2 separate regions of the Homo sapiens genome follow, and region 2 is linked to region 1. A link is a loop called in an ENCODE intact Hi-C map of the cell type or tissue named here. Cell type or tissue: heart right ventricle. All regions are shown on one strand.

Region 1 (2,500 bases):
ACCATAGTCAAGACATCTCTCTTCATACCGGTTTCTGAAACTTCAGTTTTTTTCCTGTTCCAAATGTCACTTCATATGTTTCTTTAAATTGATTTTATTAAAAATAAAACTGGCCAGGCACGGTGGTTCATGCCTGTAATCTCAGCGTCTTGGGAGGCTGAGGTGGGTGGATCACTTGAGCCTAGGAGTTCGAGACCAACCTGGGCAACAGCAAGACCCCGTCTCTTAAAAAAAAAAAAATCAGCCGGGCATGGTGGTGCATATCTGTGATCCTAACTACTTGAAAGGCTGAAGTAGGAGGATCGCCTGAGTAGGAGGATCGCCTGAGGCTAGAGTTTGAGGCTGCAGTGAGCTATGATCGTGCCACTGCACTCCAGCTTGAGCAACAGAGCAAGACACCATCTCAAATAAAAAATAAATAAAAATTGGCCGGGTGCGGTGGCTCACGCCTGTAACCCCAGCACTTTCGGTGGCCGAGGCGGGCGGATCACGAGGTCAGGAGATTGAGGCTATCTTGGCTAACACGGTGAAACCCCGTCTCTACTAAAAATACAAAAAATTAGCTGGGCATGGTGGTGGGTGCCTGTAGTCCCAGCTACTCGGGAGGCTGAGGCAGGAGAATGGCGTGAACCGGGGAGGCAGAGGTTGCAGTGAGCCAAGATCGTGCCACTGCACTCCAGCCTGGGCGACAGAGTGAGACTCCGTCTCAAAAATAAAATAAAATAAAATAAATTTTAAAAAAACCCTAGATTCATTTTTTAAAAAAAGTTATTATTTTCATAAATAGAAAACCATTATTACTTGCTATTCGCTATAAATAGGAGGTAACCATAAAAACAAACTGGCAAACTGAGTGCAGTGGCTCTTGCCTGTAGTCTGAGCTACTCAGGAGGCTGAGGCAGGAGGATCACTTGAGGCAAGGAGTTTCAGGCCAGTTGCCCAGGCAACTGGTCTTTTTTTTTTTTTTTTTTTTTAAATCTTTTAAAATTAGTCGGGCACGGTGGTGTGCCTGCAGTCCCAGTTACTTGGGAGGCTGAGGTGGGATGATTCCTTGAACCTAGGAGTTTGAGGCCACAGTGAGCTATTTTATTTTAAAGAGACAGGGTCTCACTCTGTCACCCAGGCAGTGGTGCCATCATAGCTCATTTTAGCCTTGAACTCCTTGGCTCAAGCCATCCTCCCAACTCAGCCTCCTAAGTAGCTAGGACTACAGGCCTGAGCCATTTTGTCTGGTTTATTTATTTAGTTTTTTGTTAAGATGGGGTCTTGGTACGTTGCCTAGGCTGGTCTTGAACTCCTGGCCTCACATGATCTTCCTACTTCAGCCTCCCACAATGCTGGGATTACGGGCATGAGCAACTGTGCCTGGCCTGCAGTGAGCTATGATTGTGCCACTGCACTCCCGCCTAGGCGACAGAGCAAGACCTGTTTCTTTTTTTTCTTTTTTTTCTTTTTTTTGAGATGGAGTCTTGCTGTTTCCCAGGCTGGAGTGCAGTGACACGATCTCGGCTCACTGCAACCTCCACCTCCTGGGTTCAAGCAACTCTCCTGCCTCAGCCTCCTGAGTAGCTGGGATTACAGGTGTGTGCCACCATGCCCAGCTAATTTTTGGATTTTTATTAGAGACAGGGTTTTGCTATGTTGGTCAGGCTGGTCTCGAACTCCTGACCTCGTGATCCACCCGCCTCAGCCTCCCAAAGTGCTGGGATTAGAGGCATGAGCCACCGCGCCCAGCGACCTTGTTTCTAAACAAACAAACAAAGTGAACTGTTAGTGACAGATCCTGACCATTCTGAAAAGAACAGGGCTGAAGTAGTGTAGCCTTCAGACTTGGTTACCCCTAGTCCTACTCCAAACACACACACACACACACACACACACACACACACACACACACACACGGCATTCATGCAGTATACATGAAGCTTTCTTAACCTGAGGCCCAAGTATGGGCTCAGAGGAGGGAACAGTTTTTGTGCTGTTTGATCTATTGGAATGTTTTCCTGAGCTGAGCATCCATTGCCCACATTCGAGTCTCAAAGAGGCTCACTATTGAAAAAGGTGAAAAATTGCTGTTTGAAGTGAATGTTTCCAATCTCGCTTTTCTCTTTAGCTTATGTTACGTGATTCCTCCTCCCACCTAATTTTCTTCAAGGATCCCCTCCCACTGTGTCCTGGACTTGGTGCTCTTTATCCCTCACAACTGGGTTTCACAGACCTGTTCTGAAGGGACATTTGGCCTGTGTTTCCATGAATGCCCCCTGGAAGGGCACAAGACAAGCATGTCCTGGCCCTGTAGAGAGGTCTGTGCTGGGAATGGATCATGACATGAAACTTCTTCTCCCTGCAAATGTCTGCTTTGTAAATAGTCTGCACCTTTGGTCTGGATGCTGTAATAAGTTGAAGCATTTCTTAGCAGCATTTATTTTTCTTCTTAAAAAATTATAAATTGAGGCTGGGCACGGTGGCTCACACCTGTAATCCCAGCACTTTGGGAGGC
Region 2 (2,500 bases), 290 kb after region 1:
ACCTGGATGAACCTGGAGGACATGATGTTAAGTTAAATAAGCCAGACACAGAAAGAGAAATACCACATGATCTTTCTGATAATGCGGAATCTAAGAAGTTAAGCTCATGGAGAGTAGAATGGAGGTTACCAGGGGCTGAGGGTGAGGGAGCAGATTTGGGGAGATGTTAGTCAAAGGATACAAAATTTCAGTTAGATAGGAGGAATAAGTTCAATAGATATATTGTACATGATGACAGTAATAATGATGTATTCTTAAAAATTGCTGAGACAATAGATTTTAAGTGTTCTCACCACACACAAAAAAATGTGATGTAATACATATGTTAATTAGGCTCATTCAGCTGTTCTACAATGTATGCATATTTCAAAACAATATGTTGTACATGATAAATATACAATTTTTATTTGTATATTAAAATTAATTAATTTTAAAAAAGATCTCCAGTAGTCACCTGGTCAGCACCAGATATTCTAATCTGTTTGTGATATCTGAAAATCCTAATACAGACAGCAAAAGCAGGATGGGGTGAATAGAACTGCAAATCTTGAGCCAACATTTTATGTGCCTGGCACTGTTCCTGGGTTCAGGTTTTTAGGGGTAAATGGATGTTTAGGCAGATAATTTTGTCAATTAAAATAGTCTGAATTGTTCCATCTAGTCCAGTTAACCTAGTCTCACCAGTTAGTCTATGCCACCTTTGCAGCACCCAGAAGCTTCATAATATTCCTGCAGCCTTGTCCAGGGTAGTGGCTTGCTTGCTTTCTATCTTTCCCCAGCCTCCTTCCCTCCTCTTTTTCCTCCCCTCCATCTCCTAGAAACAGATCCTAGTTTGGGGGTCTGTGATCTGTGAAACAGCAACCTTGGCTTCTGGGGTTGAGTGAACTCAGCTTGTTTTGGTGACATGACATGTTCCTGTCTGGCTTTGCTGCTCCATTTTTAACCTTGTAAGTGCCAGGATGCCAGTGGGAAATCGGGAGTCCTTCTGATAGAATTTTTCCAGCAGATGTTATCACGTACTGCAGGGAAATTGGATCTGCGTGCTGGCCTTACTGTTGAGAAATTTTTCCTTATGTCAGACAAGACTCTGTCCTGCTACAGTTTAGTCTCATTTCCTCTTATTTAATCCTCAGAGGAGATGGAAGGTTTGGAAGCTTTCAGGCAACTGCCTTCCTTTTAGGAACTCCTTGTGTGCCTGAATACTATTAAATTACTCCTCAGACTTCTCTTTTCCAGATGAAATAATCTCAGGTCTTTTGGCCTTTTCTTGTAGCCCAATATCATACACCAGTTTCCTAGCCATTTAATCATTTTTGTTATTCTCTGGATGTGTTCCATTTTCTCCATGTCCCTGTTGAAATGTGAAACTCAAAAAGAACACAGTACAGCCTGACCAGTAGTATAAGTGATATAAACAGTGATATAAGGGCCTTGGGGGAAGAAAGAAAAATCTGCCAGCTTTCCGTTGGTAATGATCACCTCTGAGTGTTTTTAGGAATTGCAAAATGCTGGAGCCTGCATCCATTTTGAGAGCTACAATATCAATAAAAATATTTCTTTCTTCGATTAAAATACTTCTAATTTTAAAAATTAAAATAGCTGTAGTAGTCTTTAAAGAGTAACCATGATCACAGTTTTCCATGGCAAAATAATCATTGATAGGGGACTTACGATTAATGTTTACTTGATCCCCAGTGATTCCAGGCCCATTTCCACATAGACATCTGTATTTGGACGTCCCAGAGAGGTCTCAGATTCCTTGTGCCAAAACCAAAATCACAGTTGTTGCCCTCGAAAGGCCTCTTCTCTCCTTTGCTCCTTAGCTCAGTCAGTGGTCTTGTAATCCATTTGTTACCCAAGCCAGGAACCTCACAGCATCCTTCACTCTTCTTTCTGTTCAGCCACCCCTTTTTCATTCCAACCCAAGCCTCATGGATTCTGCCTCTTAAATGTCTCTGGAATCCAGCCCTCTGTCACCACCAGCACCGCCACAGCTCAGACTCCAGGTCACTCGCCTTGGGGGGATGGTATGAGCTGTCATACTGTATGAGCCTCATCCTGGGGCCATGACTTACCAAGCCAGATCATCTCTGTGAGTCTGCCTGGTGTAAAGACAAGGATCAGTGACTTCTTTGTAGGTCTGAACTGGGTAATGCAGAGCATGCCCTGGAGACATGGCATGTCCCCCCAATTCTCCAAGACATGACAGTGCCTTCTCTTACTGCCAGGTCCCTCCGTCTGTCCTCAGCACAGCCATTTCCCTGGAACGCGAATCTGATCAGTTCACTGCTGGGCCTGAAAGCTTTCGCTGACTCCTTTTAATCTGCAGAATGAGGGTGAAACTGCTTAGCTTGGGCTGGGTCCCTTGTGAGCTGGCCCTGACTTCTCTCCAGTATCATCATTTTCTAGGAAAGCCATTTCCCCACAACCCCCAAGGAAAGCATATCATAAACAAGTTTTCCCTTGGGGAGGTTCCCTCGACTCCCTTCTCTCCTCTCCC

The links. A loop is a pair of places that touch in the nucleus more often than their neighbours do. Peaks named below come from ENCODE experiments on the same cell type or tissue, not always from the same donor. Only the 100,000 strongest peaks of a DNase experiment are listed, where the experiment ranks them.
Region 2: a loop joins it to region 1, with 5 times the contacts of the local background. A loop is called at or near these places in 1 of 110 quality-filtered maps.

Annotation. Positions count from the first base shown.
Region 1 is chr15:98,636,312-98,638,811 of GRCh38, forward strand. No RefSeq gene overlaps it. Among named protein-coding and RNA genes, the nearest start is that of IGF1R, 11 kb to the right of the region's middle. In heart right ventricle, no CTCF peak of the experiment used is centred here; no DNase peak of the experiment used is centred here; H3K27me3 peaks cover 1,863 bases.
Region 2 is chr15:98,926,170-98,928,669 of GRCh38, forward strand. The region is part of intron 13 of IGF1R (insulin like growth factor 1 receptor); the gene reads left to right. Among named protein-coding and RNA genes, the nearest start is that of PGPEP1L, 80 kb to the right of the region's middle. In heart right ventricle, no CTCF peak of the experiment used is centred here; no DNase peak of the experiment used is centred here; H3K27ac peaks cover 2,358 bases.